Regions from separate parts of the Homo sapiens genome. Here region 1 is linked to region 2. The links are chromatin loops, found by intact Hi-C in ENCODE. Cell type or tissue: A673. All regions are shown on one strand.

What was found. Hi-C counts contacts between places; a loop is a spot of excess contacts. Peaks named below come from ENCODE experiments on the same cell type or tissue, not always from the same donor. Only the 100,000 strongest peaks of a DNase experiment are listed, where the experiment ranks them.
Region 1: it touches region 2 in a loop (4-fold over the local background); 4 of 110 quality-filtered maps call a loop at or near these places.

Annotation. Positions count from the first base shown.
Region 1 is chr21:36,922,930-36,930,929 of GRCh38, reverse strand. It overlaps HLCS (holocarboxylase synthetase), which reads left to right. Exons shown (of 11, transcript NM_001352514.2): 5 at 497-679. Among named protein-coding and RNA genes, the nearest start is that of HLCS-AS1, 40 kb to the left of the region's middle. RefSeq lists a silencer at 2,985-3,177. In A673, CTCF peaks have their summits at 1,073 (motif pointing left) and 3,114 (motif pointing right); DNase peaks (open chromatin) are centred at 1,079 and 3,079; H3K27ac peaks cover 1,520 bases.
Region 2 is chr21:36,584,640-36,592,639 of GRCh38, reverse strand. No RefSeq gene overlaps it. Among named protein-coding and RNA genes, the nearest start is that of CLDN14, 110 kb to the right of the region's middle. RefSeq lists an enhancer at 2,945-2,994 and a silencer at 3,125-3,184. In A673, CTCF peaks have their summits at 2,866, 3,069 (motif pointing right) and 7,445 (motif pointing left); DNase peaks (open chromatin) are centred at 3,109 and 6,879; H3K27ac peaks cover 515 bases.

The DNA of each region.
Region 1 (8,000 bases), 340 kb before region 2:
AGTACCTGGAGAGAGATGATGACTGTCCAGGGTCATTTCCACCGTGGCCTCTCAGCCTGACAACCAAAATTTGAGTAGGCTCTTTGGAATCGTTCTTTTGTTGGCCATGACTTTCCAGATATACAGCTTCAGAGTTTATATGCTATTGATAATTAGAAAAATTCATGTTCAAGTTTTCTCTTGTGGGTTATACTGTGTCCCTTAATTTTCAGAGGAGAGCAAAGCTATGAGCTATCTGGGTGTGATGTGCTCACTTGGAGAAGAAAACTGGTAAAGAAATTTTTTGGCCAGATGTGGTGGCTCATACATGTAATCCCAGCACTTTGGGAGGCTGAGGTGGGAGGATCGTTTGAGCCCAGGAGTTCAAGACCAGCCTGGGCAACATAATGAGATCCTGTCTCTAAATTTAAAAAAAAAAAGAAAAAGAAAAAAGAAACTGTTTTTCTCATTGCCTGTGAGTGCCCTCAGTTTACATAGTGCTATCTTTCCCCTTCAGGTGCACTTAGAACTACCTCCCAGCTCCAACATAGTGCAAACTCCAGAAGATTTTAACTTGCTCAAGTCAAGCAATTTTAGAAGATACGAAGTCCTTAGAGAGATTCTGACAACCCTTGGCCTCAGCTGTGACATGAAACAAGTTCCTGCCTTAACTCCTCTTTACTTGCTGTCAGCTGCGGAGGTGAGTTGTGGGCTCAGCTGGGCAGAGCGCGCTGTGACGTGGCCCTCTTCACAGTGGCGACCCGTTGCTTTAATTGTTTTATTTTGGTTGGTTTTGATTTTCCATTTCTGTTTTGACTTCGGGTTTGGAAATCATCTTCAAGATGTGCAAATATTCATTTTGTTGGGGGAGGATTATATATAAGAGAGGGCCAACTAGTAGAGTTTAGAAAGGTGTTAAGTCTGCAGGTGTGGCCCTTTCCACGTTAGGGGGAAGAGGGTCCCTGTGTCAAGAGTATATTCAGACTGTAACTTTATTCATTTGGGATTGAAAACATTTGTTTTGACTTGAGCCACTTTCAGCAAATCTTTGGAACAATCACATTTGTGCTAATGTCTGCCATCTTGTGGCAACAGCGCTCTGGGTTTCACGTCTGTGAGTCGTGTCTGACAGGAAAATGCCCACGGAGCTGGGAATGTGTTCGGGAATTCTCTTGGCCCATGCCTGCACTTGCTGCCTGTGATTGATACCTGGTTTTGGGCAGGTCGCCAGATTCTCCAGGTGTAGGTTCTTGCTAATCCCCCTGCTTGGCCATACTATCAGTTTCATAGTCATTGTGACAAATTATTTTGTCTATTTCTGTTGTCTTCTCTGAACAGACAAATTTGTGAGTTGAATGACATAACCATGTAGTTTCTGCAAACACCCAATAGTCTAGGTGACTTTAAACACTAAACTTACCTACTTTCTCTTGAAACAAACAAATTATACCTCTCATCCCAACATTTTTTAAAAAGGAGGCACTTTCTTTTGTGTTACACTGTGTCCCTTAGTTTTTGGAGGAGAGCAGAGCTATGAGCTATCTGGGTGTGATGGGCTCACTTGGAGAAGACAGATAGAAAATCTGAGAGCACTGCCAGTCCCCTAGACCTTCTCTGTCGCCTTTTCCTGGGGATGGAGGGCTGGGGCTGGCTACCTTAGCCAGTGCCTGCTCTGAGGCTCCCAGCTGGGGAAGTCCGGGAGTGAGGTGGCCTGGCCTTGCCCTTGGCAGAGCTCCCTGCCCTTTCTCGGAGTTCTGATCATGCTGGTCTTCGGACTTGACCTCCGGACTCTTGGACAGAGTAGTGGATAGGAAGAGTGGCCCTGCCCCAGGTTATTCTCTTGTGAGTGGAAGTTTGGAACTCTTGGCATTTCTGGTGTATTTAGGATGAGTATAACCTGAAATACCCATGTCAGGGCTTTGTATCATGTGTCTGCTTATATTCAAGCACACAACAGATGCTTCACATTTTTGTCCTTCCAGTTTTTTAAACAGCCTGGGGCAGTGGGAGGTGATACTTTTTCACCTGTTCATTGATCAATTGAGGGAGTATTGATTTCCCCTTTCACAAACTTTGGGAATGAAATGCTTGAACATGATTAAAGCAAATATTTGCTCTGTATACACATACATGGACACTCCCTACTAAGCCCCTTATTACATAATAACTTTGGAAAATAATTATTTTCAGAAATGTTCACTTCCCATTGCGGGCCCTCCACTTGGCCTTGTTGATTTTCTTGGATATCTGTGCTGTGGACTACTTTCCTCTCAGCTGCTTATTTCTGACTGAATTCTGCTTTACTTTGGGAGCCCAAGGAATGGAATGAGTACGTGTATGTTGTACATATCCTCATTTCTTAATGTTTATTTTTAGTTTTTGAGGCAGGGTCTTGCTCTGTTGCCCAGGCTGGAGTGTAGTGGTGCAATCATGGCTCACTGCAGCCTCCACCTCCCAAGCTCAAGCGATCCTCCCACCTCAGCCCCCCGAGTAGCTGGGACTACAGGTGTGCATCACCATGCCTGGCTAATTTTTAATACTTTTTGTAGAGACAGGGTTTCGCCATGTTGCCCAGGCTGGTCTTGAACTCCCGAGTTCAAGCAATCTGCCTGCCTTGGCTTTCCAAAGTGTTGGGATTACAGGCATGGCGCTCCCGGCCTCTTAATGTTTATTAACTCTGCTTAGGTGTCCTTGAATCTGCTGTAGAAGGAAATGGCAGAAGTCAAGGTTTTATATGATGTTTTCTTGGAATACAAGTTCTCTAAAGGATTATAGTGCAAATGAATTTGAAGGTGGATATGCACTGCCTGAGGTGGTCTTTCCGGAGGCAGCTGAATTCCTCCTGCATCTAGTCACTGTGCTATGGGTCAGTATTTATAGATCTGGACCACAGAGACTGGGAATGGAATTGGGTTTGTGCTTTGTATTTGGTTTTCTTTCTGGCATCCCTACTTAACAGATCTCAGTCATCCTCACGGAATTAAGTTCCATGGAGAGGATCTTGGCACCCAGTCATCTGCTAAATCCTGCCTGTCCATTTGGCTCATCGCCTGCCTTAGGGATTGGATGCCTGGGCTGGCTTTCTGCTTCCTGTGCCCTGCAAGACACTCTGTTGCTGGGAGTCAAAGATCTCTCACCACAGGGTGTCGCTGCTGAGCTAGGCTGCCTCGCATACAGGACCCTAGAACTATAAAGTTGTTCTTCAGAGATTTAATTTTTTTCTGTCTATATCAGTTTCACATAGTATAATTTTATAGTTTTCCATTATATTGGTGGCACTTTCTTTTGGGTCTGCAGAAATTATTTCAATGTCCCAGTTAATAATATTCATCTTTCATTCAACGTTTACTGTGTCCTAGGTACTATTATAGTATGGGATATGAAAGAACAAAATAAATATGCTAGTTATCTAAATAGTTTTACTGCGTACCAGCTGTGTTTACACAGTTTGGTGCCTTGACACTTGCTCTTTATGACGAATAGCGCAGAAGATTTATGTGCTTCTCCGTTACTGTGATATAACTGGAAAGAATAGTAGCAAGACCCAAAGAGAAAAAACACTCGCCTCAGCGACGGTCAGCCCTTGGCATTTGGGAAGGATGTGCTCGGAGACCTTCATCGACACCCAGACACCATGGTAGCGTGTGATTCCCACTATAAAACCCAGTCATGTGTGGCTCCATCAGTGTCACTGTGCACGATACCAAGAGGAAGCAGGGCTTGGCTGAGATGCAGGCTGTGGGCGGCTGAGCTGGGCTTCCTCCGACCAAGGCTTTCACGTTTAATTGAACCTCCCAGGAGCAGGATTGAAATTTGGGTCTCAGCAAAATGACAAAAAGTTAAACCATAAAACAAACACACAAACACACGTTTACCACACACCTATCTCCGTAGAAAGAAGACTGGGCCAGGTGCAGTGGCTCAAGCCTGTAATCCCAATGCCTTGGGAGGCTGAGGCAGGTGGATCGCTCAAGCCCAGGAATTCGAGACCAGCCTGGGCAACCTGGCAGAATTTCGTATTCTTTACAGAAGATACAAAAATTAGCCAGGCATGGTGGCGCATACCTGTAGTCCTAGCTACTCGGGAGGCTGAGGCAGGAGGATTGCCTGAGCCAGGGAGGTTGAGGCTGTAGTGAGCTATGATTGTGCCACTGCACTCCAGCCTGGGCAACAGAGTGAGACCCTGTCTCAAAAAAAAAAAAAAAAAAAGGAAACAAGACTGGAAGGAAATCTGGTATATATGGGACTTATTTGTGGTGGAGTGCTTAAGGGTGATTTTAATAATCTTTTAAAACTTTCTCTGTATTTTCCAAATTTTCTATAATGATTATATATATAATAAGCCAAATTAGTTATTAGTTATTTTATAATGAGCCAAATTGGTTATTTGTTATGAGTTATTTTATAATGAGCCAAATTAGTTATTAAAAACTAAAAACAAATGACTGCGTGTCATTGGACTTTGAAGGCATCTCACACATGGTCACACTTGAATGTTAAAAGGCAGGGAATCTCATAGGTGTTGATACTTTGGTTAATATTAATATTTGACATATTATTTAGAAAGGGTTCGCTCTGATAGTAAAACACGTGACTCTTGTTCATGGCCTGTGGCAGCTGTGACTTCCAGGGTTAACTGTGAGCTCTGAGTTGGTGTGTGGGGGCCTCCGAGCTGAAGCTGTCCCTTTGCTTCTGTGGGTGGAAGGTACCCCTGGGTGCCCTACCCCTGCTTGGATGTTCCAGTTTCTTGGCAGAGCCCTTTGAACTGTTTCTCCAAGACCATATATATGGGGACCTCTCCATGGCTTCCTCTCTGCAGATGTTGGTGGGTGAGAGACTGATACACCACATGGCTCACTGTGGGGTGTCCGGGGTGCGATCACCTGGTGGCCACCACATCTTCCCGCCACCAGTGGGTGACAGGCAGTCAGCAGCAATACATCTTTACTGTGCTGGGACATGAATGTTTTTGAGAAACACTGATTTTATAGAAGAAACATAATCCTTTCCCTTACAGAACACCAGAAAAAACATAATTCTTTTATATTTTATAGAAACATTTTAATAGATTTTATTTTCTATCGAATCTGATGTTCTAGAGAAAATGTAATTCTTTCCCAGTTGAGAAGCTAGCTGCCTTGTTTCTGTTTCTCTGGGTTCCATTTTCCTTTTTATCTCTGCCAGAGCAATGGCAGAAAGAAAGCACAGGCTGCCACGCTCTGCAGGGTCTCACTGGGAGGGGCAGCTGGCGGGTTAGGACCGGCTGGGACCTGAATCTGTGTGTGGGGCAGAGCCAGCCCCCCACCCTCCACCCCTGCAGAGTTGCCTGCCAGTGGACCCCTTTTGGTCCCCCCAGTGAGTCCAGAGGAAGCAGAAGAAGGTGGGATGTGCCACCCCTAGGAAGGTCGGCACCTTTACCTTGGGGAACTGGACGTGCTGCCCCCAGGAAGGTCGGCACCTTTACCTTGGGGAACTAGAGAGCTTGTGCATTGCTCCCGTAGCCTGGGACATCTGCTTAGGATCTGGGGAGCACAAGAATTTTTCCAAAATGAAAAAGCTTGGGAACCTTGTGGGTGTTCATCGTGGCCAACGGTGGCTAACAGTGTGTAGGTGACCTGAGAAACACAAGCCGGCTGGACTCTTAGCAGGGGTCCTGTGTCCAGCTGGGATCAAGATGTAGCTGTCACAAGAAGTGACAACTGGGTTTGTTACTGAAATGATCGGGCAAAATCACCATGAGGTGTGTTTGTGTGATTTTGGTAGTGGGGAGTTATGGAATGGGTAATACGTACTTAAAAACAGAAACTAGTTATGACATTTCATTTTGATTTAACCCCAAATTTTTACTGTGAAACTTTTTCCCCCCATAAAAAGCAGGTTTTGTTGGTAAGGATAGTTTAGATACTTGTAAACATATCAAAAAACGGGTACAGGCCCTTCTACTCCGGGAAGTCCTTTATGTTACTTTTTTTTAAATTGTATATATTTAAGGTATGCAGCATGATGATTTGATATACATGAACATACTGAGATGGAGCTGCTTTTCAGACGTTGATAGCTTTATGAAGAAACTTAGACTCAGTCATACATACCACACAGTTGTTCCTCCTTCTCTAACTGGCCCCTTCATGTAGCAAACATCTGTGTGCCTACTAAGTACAAGCCCTTGCTGCAGAAGTTTCTGGAAAACGAGGGATAATTCCTCGTCTTTGTGGCATGCGTTCTAGTTAACCAAGCTTTTTTACCTGTGTCGCCATCTCATTTGGGTCTCATAGTGACCCTGATAAGTAGGGCAGGGCGGGGAAGGAGTCCTTGCCCCCGGGAGAGGAAGCTGGCGTACAGGACAGTGAAGAGGCTTATGTATTTTTCGTTTCTGTTGTTTTTCTTTTTGAGATGGAGTCTTGCTCTTGTCGCCTAGGCTGGAGTGCAGTGGTGCAATCTCTGCTCACTGCAGCCTCTGCTTCCTGGGTTCAAGCGATTCTCCTGCCTCAGCCTCCCAAGTAGCTGGGGTTACAGGTGCCCATCACCATGCCTGGCTAATTTTTGTATTTTTAGTAGAGACAGGGTTTCACCATGTTAGTCAGGCTGGTCTCAAACTCCTGACCTCAGGTCATCCACCTGCCTCAGCCCCGCAAAGTGCTGGGATTACAGGCATGAGCCACTGCACCTGGCTTAATGTATTTTTCTAATGAGTTAATTAGAATTCTCCACTAAAAAAAATCTTTGCCTGCCATTTTTTAACATAGTACTTGATGTGGAGTCCTCCCCTTCTCCTATTTTTAATCCTAGTTCTGAGTCTCGAATGTATAGATAGGGCGAAGCTTTGGGCATAACTTTAAAATACAGCTTAAAAATAATTTTTAGAGATCCAAATTAGAGAGGAAGTCAGAATTCCAGGTGCACCTTGAATAGCTTTTGACATGTGGCTGCTGTGGTCTTGTGCGGCTGTTTTACAATACGGCACCGGCTAAAGGCAGCTAGCAGATTAAAGCAAACATTTAAAAGCTTTTATAGCTATGAATGCTTTTAAGGGTCTTTCATATACCTCTTTCTCTCGTTTCTTTCTTCCTTCGCCCTTCACCTACGCTGGAAATTTTTTGTTCATTTTGACTGACTTCCTGTTATCAAACATAATACCCATGGCAAAAGGTGACATGATGGGTTTTGATGTTGAATTGCAAAAGAAATCATACTTGGGGGGTTTTCCTGTGCTCCCTTTAGAATGTTTTATTTTTGTGGGAAGAAGGCTTTTCAGCTACTGTGTGTCCTGTCTTTTTACTTGAATCTTGTTTCCACAAGTGTGCCTCAAAGCAGCGCCTGCAGAGTAAATACCCGGGGCAGAGATGTGTGCTTGTGGGAAATCTGCACAAACGCTTTTGTTGTTTTCCACGTTTAATTAGTTTTGTGATGATTCTGGCTTCTGTGCGTTGCGGTCTTTGCTGTCTGGCCTGGTGAAGGGGTGATAAGGTCTCTGAGGCCGAGGGAACATTCCCGCTCAGCACTTTCCTTCTTGGGATAGCATCCCGTCTAAGAAGCGTGGTTTTCTTTCCTCCGTCTATTTATATCCACCGTTTATGCAGTCACAAACTTGTGGATGGGAAACGGCCTCTTTTGGAATAAAAAAAATCCTCCAAGACCACATGCTTTTTGTCTCCTACCCGGGCTTCCTAATAGCTGCCATGTGTGAGCGGGTATGGATTCTGGCCTCACCTCCCAGGGAAGTCGGTGGAGGCTGTCTCCAGAAGGGCTTAGAACATTCTCACACGCGGATTTTTGTCTCCCAGTTCAAAAAACACATCCCAGGAATAAGCCCATACTGGTGCCGGGTTAGAGAGCATGATCAAAGGGCTCCTGTGGTCAGGTGCAGGGCCAAGGACCAGAGCTGGCGGTGGGTGCGGCGGTGGGGCGCCCGGCGATGACGGAACCGTTGAGTCTGGCGCTCCCGGGCCGCGGAGCTGGTGGTGTCAGCTCAGGAATGTCGGGGTCTGAGACCCGAATCCCATTTGATAAATGTTCTCCTT
Region 2 (8,000 bases):
AGGGGAACAGAGATGGGAAAGTCAGAGGAGCAAAGAGGTTTAAAGTAAAGGGGGAAAGACATGCTGCTTCCCCATGAAGGGCAGCCGTCAGTGTCCCTCTCTCCCTGCAGAATGGACACATTCAACGTCCCACTCATAGGCAGGTGACAATGTTGTTAGGTGACGAGGAATCCTGGGATAACATGGAGAGAAGCAGGGAGTAGGGGAGAGAGAGCAGGAGGGAGAGGAAGAGAGAGAAAGAGGGAGGAAGACCAAACAGAAGAGAGGAAAGGAAGAGGGCGAGAGAGAAGGAGAGAAGGAGAAGAGAAGGGGAGAGAGAGAGAGAGGGCCAGGAGAGGGGGGAGCAAGCTCACCTAAGACAGGAGCAACAGGACCACCGTTCTGGCCTTGGGCCCAGAGACCAAGTTGTATTTCATGCTGTCTAGGAAATTTCAATGTTTTTCAATGTATTTCAACGTAATTCAATATATTTTAATGTATTTCAATGTTGTCCAGGAAATAAGTTATCTGTCTTTAAAATCATCCCCTTTTTCCTCCTTTTCTCCTTTTCCAAATGTTAAGCATTTCCCATCCCACTGTCTAACAGCAGCTGAGCAGTAACGGTTTGCTCACCTGCTTTAATTCCCTGCAGATGAGCGGAATCTTCCTCGCAGCTCAGATGTGTAAGGAGGCACCCTGGGATGACAGTGGCCCCCCAGTTCTACTGTCTGACCTTGAATCCTTCAGGGCAGATGGGAGAACTTGTGAATTATGTGTCTGTTTGGTGCCTGACACGGAGCCAGGAATGGAGGAGAGCTTCACGAATTCTGAAGTGTGTACACGTGCATTCTCCTCCCACCCCCTTTTTTTGCTGTTGGTGACTCACCCCGGCTGGATCTGTAGTGATGCGGGCTGTGAGGCCTGGTGGGCAGGTGCACCTGACAGCCAGGAGAGAGAGATTCCAGAGATCCCAGTTGGGAGACGTGCACAGAAGACCCGGGCAGCCGGGCTTATGCTAAATAAAATTAGTTCACATTCAAGGCCTCCCTTATTCTGCAGAGGACGTGGCCCAGGTGTGCAGGTGGATTTGGAGGGAGAAGTGAGGGAAGCAGCCCACCGACAGTGAGAAGTGAGGGGTAGGGGCCGGGGTCTGGGGGCTGGCAGGGGAGCCAGGTGGGCGATGGGCCTCAGCCAGTGCAGAGGGGTGTGACCCGCCGAGGCCCCTCTGCCTTCATTTAGACTTTCTAAGGCCAGGCCACCTGCCATACGACCTGGGGTTTGAGCCTGCGTCTGGCTACCCCAAAGGACAAGCAACCAAGGGCTGGAGATAGGAGTGGAAGCAGCAGCCCGGCTCCCCGTTTCTGCTGCTGGGAAGTGGATGGAGCTCTCAGGTGCTTGCACCTTCCCGTAGGCAAGCTCTCCTGAGGAGGAACTCCACACAAAGCAGGACTAGCCGGCAGGCTGGAAGAGAAACCCTTGGATCCACCTCTTGGGTGGCTCTCAACCTGAAGTCAGGACTTGGTGACTCCTCTCGCTTAAAAGGATAATTTTTTTAAGAAGGAGATCATTTTCTTTGCAGGGAAATGGATGGAGCTGGACGCCGTTATCCTTAGCAAACTAACACAGGAACGGAAAACCAAATACCGCATGTTCTCATTTATAAGTGGGATCTAAATGATGAGAACTCAGGAGCACAGAGAAGGGAACAACACACACTGGGGCTGACTTGAGGGGGAGGGTGGGAGGAGGGAGAGGAGCAGAAAAGATAATTACTGGGTACGGGGCTTAATACCTGGGTGGTGAAATAATCTGTGCAATAAACCCGTGATGCTAATTTAACTATATAACCAGCCTGCACACGTACTCCCGAAACTAAAATAAAAGTTAAAAATAAATAAATTAACAGGGCTGGGTACGGTGGCTCAAGCCTATAATCTCAGCACTTTGGGAGGCCGAGGCAGGTGGATCTACTTGAGGTCAGAAGTTCGAGACCAACCTAGCCAACATAGGAAAACCTTGTCTCTACTAAAAATACAAAAATTAGCCAGGCATGGTGGCGGGGGCCTGTAATCCCAGCTACTTGGGAGGCTGAGGCAGGGGAATTGCTTGAACCCGGGAGGCGGAGGTTGCAGTGAGCTGAGATCATGTCTGCACTCCAGCCTGGGCAACAGAGCAAGACTCTGTCTCACATAAATAAATAAATAAGCACCAAAAAAATCTTTTTTTAAATATTGAAATCATGCTCGATGCAAGAGAAGCTGCCAAGATAATCAAAGAGCTCCTGTGTATCTTTTCCTCAGTTTACCCTGATGGCTCCATCTTCTGTAACAGTGGTCCAGTAGCAAAATGAGAAACTTGGCATTGGCACAATGTGTATGCAATCGTTCTAAGTCTTTTTATCACATGTTAAAATTCATGTAACCGCCACTATGATCAAGACACAGAACTGTTCTAGGGGTGACCCCTTTCATAACAAATCTTTTATAACAGCCTTTTTACCATCCTGAAACAAAAACCACAGACGATAGTGCAGATTCCTGTTACATATACCTATCACGACACAGAATCTGAAATGAGAGACATGCATTAAGTACACATAATATATTAAGTGCAATATGAAGGAAATACAAGGAAAGTGGAGGGTTGTAATAAAGTAAAATATATTCAATGCCTAATGTGCTTGAGCACTCACTCTATCTACACTAGAAGACACAATGAAGCCATCAGAAAGAGGCAATTGAAGGAATCCACAGCCACAAAGAGGGGCTGATGCAGGTGTAATATACCGAGGCCTCAAAACCACAGATGCAATTTGTCATGAGACTAAAACAAAGTACAGTAGTTGCATTCCTGGAAATACAGCACAAAATCCACTTTATGTTCCTATGGAGTGAGTTTCCAGGCTCAGACGGTCCTAAGCGGGTTTGTCATTTACCTGAATGGTGTGTGGGGTAAAGGACAACTCTCTACAGAGAGGACAATTCTGGCAGGTCCTGGAGCACCCCTGGCTCCTGTCCCCTCAAGGCCAGGAAGTCCCCCACTGTAATCCTGCCAATCACAAAGGCTTCCTCGAATTTCCAAAATAGCCCCTAGGGGGCAGTCCTGACCCTGCTGAGAACCGCCGGCCTATTGGATACTGAGGCCATGTGCCCGGCAGTGTGCCAGGCTGGGGAGGGAGGAGGGAGGGTCGGGGAGCACAGATGAAACACACATGGTGTCCAGCCCTGTGAAACGTGCCCTCTCATTAGATTCAGGTCACTAGATATAGCAAATGAAAATATTGCACGGGACATGTTTATACTCAATATTATTTGTTGTTTATCTGAAATTTAAATTTAACTGGGTGTCTTGTGTTTCGTCTGGCAGCCCTACTGATAACACAAAGGCCATGGAGACAGGATGGCTGGTGCTGTCCTTGGGGACCAAGGGGACTCGGAGGAGGGGTCTGTAGAAGGAGACGTGGAGACTGTTTCTGGCATGGGAGTGGCCTCTGCCTTTTGCAGGGTTTTACACACTCAGTAGCTCCTGAATGCCCACGCTGATTCAGGAGGTGACATTATTATCCCTAGCTTGCCAGTGAGGCAATTGAGGTGTCAAGAGGCCACATGACTCCCCCAAGACGCATCTCACAGGGGCAGGAGGCAGGTGCCGATAGAACTCTCCCCGTGATGGTCAGTGGAGCCTCCACACTGGGGTGGCAGGGTGTGCTGGGAAAAGCAGTGGCGGGAGGGCAGGCACGGAAAAGCAGTGGCGGGAACCTCTGCCATCTCCGGACAAGGCATCCTCGCAGGAACAACTGAGGTCAGAGGGCTTGGTTTAGGATGTGGGGATGGTCAGCAAATGCAGGCTTAGAAAGTGGTGAAGGTCTGTGTGGCTGCAGAAGCCAGAAACTATCAGGAACGTGGAAAGAAACCTGTTTTATGATTTTTGGGTTTTTCGTTTTGTTTTGTTTTTAGACAGGAGTCTAGCTCTGTTGCCCAGGCTGGAATGCAATGGCTTGATCTCGGCTCACTGCAACCTCTGCCTCCTGGGTTCAGGCGATTCTCCTGCCTCAGCTTCCCGAGTAACTGGGATTACAGGCATGCACCACCACGCCTGGCTAATTTTTGTATTTTTAGTAGAGATGGGGTTTCGCCATGTTGGCCAGGCTGGTCTCAAACTCCTGACCTCAGGTGATTCACCCGCCTCAGCCTCCCAAAGTGCTGGGATTACAGGCATGAGCCATTGCGCCCTGCCAATAAACCTGTTTTAAATCGCAGCACTTTGGGAGGCCGAGGGGGGCAGATCACCTGAGGTCGGGAGTTTGAGACCAGCCTGACCAACATGGAGAAACCCGTCTCTACTAAAAATACAAAATTAGTTGGGCGTGGTGGCACATGCCTGTAATCCCAGCTACTTGGGAGACTGAGACGGGAGAATCACTGGAACCCAGGAGGCAGAGGTTGCAGTGAGCCGAGATCACGCCACTGCTCTCCAGCCTGGGTGACAAGAGCGAAACTCCATCTCAAAAAAAAAAAAAAAAAAAAAAAAAAAAGAGCTGCTTTGCACCAAGGAGCCCGGCCCACCAGGAAGAGAAGGGGATAAGACGCGTGCCCTTGTTCTTAAGAAACATGTGCTGGCCTCCCCTCAGCAGATGCCTCCAGATAAGCCCAGCACCCACAGTCCTGCACACTTGCCTTCCCGGCCCTTCACCACCCACAGGGATGGGAGCAAGGCAAAGACATCATCAGAAGATGCTGTGATAATGAGCCCGACCGTGAGGACCAATGGAGAAGCCCCTGGACCTGGTGAAAGGTTGCCTCCCTCAGGGCTCTTGTCTTCTGCGTTTATAGCTGATTTCTCCCAGACAGGGGTACTCTTCCAGCCATGGGGTGGCAGGGGGCATGGGTCCCCCAGGCACGGAGTAGAAGCCCAAGCTCACGCTCTGAGACACAGGAAGAGCCCAGAGAAGATGCTGGAATCCACCAGCCTGGTTTTAGCTCAGGCGTGTTCTTATTTGTACAGGGCTTACCTGGACTGGCTTTCACTGAAACTCAGATTTAATATCTTTGGGAGATGAGTCCACAATGAGTCATGGAATATTCTTTCAACTAGCAGTAGGAGAGACACTGGCCTAGGAACCAGTGTTTGGTAACTGTTTCCATGCCTATGGGAGCCGAAAGCTGAGTTCTCCCGCTAAGAGCAGGGTGGGACACTCAGGAGACCGTGTTCTGTTCGGTGGGGACCTCGCAGCTTCAGAGTGGGGTGGAGAGCTCAGGAGGAGGTTATCTTCAAATCGCTGGGGAGAGTCAGTAAAAAGTCCTAAAAGGAAAGCTTAGCTGGATCACTTTTCCTTGCTGTCTTGGGAAAATTTAAAAGAGAAGCCAAACCAAATTCATGAAAAGTCTGGGTGCGGAAAGAGATGCAATTGACTTGGGTTAAAAAAAAAGTCAATTTTTCTGATTATAAAAGCATTAAAAATATATGGGACAGGACTACAGCATTAAGCTTGTTGAAGAAGATTTAGAAGAAATATGGAAGAGTAAATCACCATAATCTTGCTACCTAGAACAACTTTTCTGAAAAATGGAAACAAGCTCTCACTATGTTATCCAGGCTGGACTCAAAATCCTGGGCTTAAGCAATCCTCCTGCCTCAGCCTCCTGAGTAGCTGGGACTACAGGAACATGCCACTGCAACTGGCTAGAATAACTTTATTTTTAATTAAGAATAAGTTAAAATAACCACTAACTAAACATTGCCAGTTCAGTTGACCCTCTCTTAGTATATAGATCAGAATGGTTTGTTATTAATATATACATGGTTTATATACAAACAGAGAGAAAGCTGGTCTCTAAAGTTTCTTGAGGACGTTGATGTCTCCTTTCTAGTTTGGCTTACCTATGAATTTCCTTGTTAAACCCTTTTTAAAAATAAATGATATTATGGTAAACTTTATTTTGGTTATTGTTAAGGTAATGCAAAAGTAAGCTGAATGCAATGCACCTATGTCCCAGTTATTCGGGAGGCTGAGGCAGGAGGATCGCCGGAGGCCAGGAGTTCAAGACCAGCCTGAGCAACACAGTAGGACTGCCCCCCCATCTCTCTTTTTTTTTTCCTTTTAAAGTAATGAGGCTTTGGTATATGGCCTATACTGCTAATATAGTTGCAATATTTCAAATAAGGTGCTTATAAGGTGCAGTATTTCCAGAAGAGATCCAAAGTTGCACATAATTGTTGGGGGGAAGGTCTAGGGGAAGAGAAAGAACCCAACTAATAGTCATTCTCCAGCTCGGTCATCTGTTAACCAACAGAGAGAACATTTAAACTTTTGAACTTCAGCTTCCCTTTCTGTAACATGGAAGGGTGGGACACAGCAGTGGTTCTCACCCAGGGAGTCCATTAGAATTGCACTGGAGAGCTTTTGAAAATATGCATGATGGCCAGGCATGGTGGCTCACGCCTGTAATCCCAGCACTTTGGGAAGCCGAGGCAGGTGGATCACCTGAGATCAGGAGTTCGAGACCAGCCTGGCCAACATGGTGAAACCCTGTCTCTACTAAAAATACAAAAAATTAGCGGGACATGGTGGCGCACCTGTCATCCCAGCTACTCGAGAGGCTAAGGCAGGAGAAACGATTGAACCCAGGAGGTGGAGGTTGCAGTGAGCCAAGATCACACCACTGCACTCCAGCCTGGGCAACAAGAGCGAAACTGCGAGAAAAAAAAGAAAAAGAAAGAGAGAGAAAGAGAGAGGGAGGGAGGAAGGAAGGAAGGAAGGAAGGAAGGAAGGAAGGAAGGAAGGAAGGAAGGAAGGAAAAGAAAATATGCACATGTGGTCGCCTCTGGGGCATTTTGTCCCAATGGGCCTCCCGCAATTGAGGTAGGGAAAGGAAGATCTTTGTTACTTTGAAAACGCTCCCCAGACCATGGTAGGTTGAAGGAGACTTGCCCCAGCTTGAGCCAATTGTAAAATTTGCCGGAATTTTGTGAGCTGGTAGCTAAAAGAGTCACTATTTAAAAATTTAAAATCATAAGCTTACAATTAAATAAATTATATTACCACAAAAGTAATAAATACTCAAAACTCATCACTTCCTAGTTGTTTTAATACATTCAACTTCCTAATTGTTTTAGCATTTTTTACTTCCTGATTGTGTTAGTACATTTTACTGGTACCTATGCTCTAGAAGTTGTTTGCACCTATTGTATCTGGAGGGTGGAAATACTATACAATGGTGTGGTGTTTCACATCTCTGCCAATGCTGGCAGCTTGAAATCAGCTACTGTGGGAGTATTTACACCACAGAAATGGGCAGATGCTAGGAATCAGGAGATTTTTCCCTTCTGGTGATCCAGTTTGTGGTTAAACATTCCTCAACATGTTACTGTCCCCGATGTGATGTAGGCTTAATTCAGAAGTGTGATCCTGGGCTCCTTTTAAATAACTTTGATCTGAAGATGAGGCTTCTATGCTTTCACTTGCTGAGATGCTAGCGCCTCCTGGTGTGACTGGTTTTGTGGCTGCAAAGTCTCTTTCTCCAGTTTCTTTTAAAGGAGAGCCATGTTTGCTCTGTTCTTCCTGGCACTGAAGTAGCAGGTGTGTTTGTGCAGGTCTTTAAGGTACCCTTAAAGTAAACAGCCTTGATAAAATCTTTTTTTCCTCTTTTCTTCATTCTTCTGTTACTTGTATTGATCCAGGTCTTTCTACAGGCACAGAGTATGCTGGCTGTGTTTGTACATTTTTGCAAATAGATAATCGTGGAAGTCTATTCTATAGAAACAGCCTTTATGACTATGAACTGTAACCAAGGGGGTGGCAAGCAACTTCCTCTCCTTTGAGATTTTGGTGTATGGAAGGTTTCCACTTAAACTCCTTTCTACAGCGTGGCCTTCTCTTTTGTTGCTGTATTTGGAATGCATACCAGCTGTCACAGGGCAATAATCCCGGAGATGAAATCAATTCTCTTAATGGCCTTTTATGGAAAGTTCAAGCTTGCCTTGGGTTGGTATATTTTTAGCTTCAGGTATATTTTTTGGCG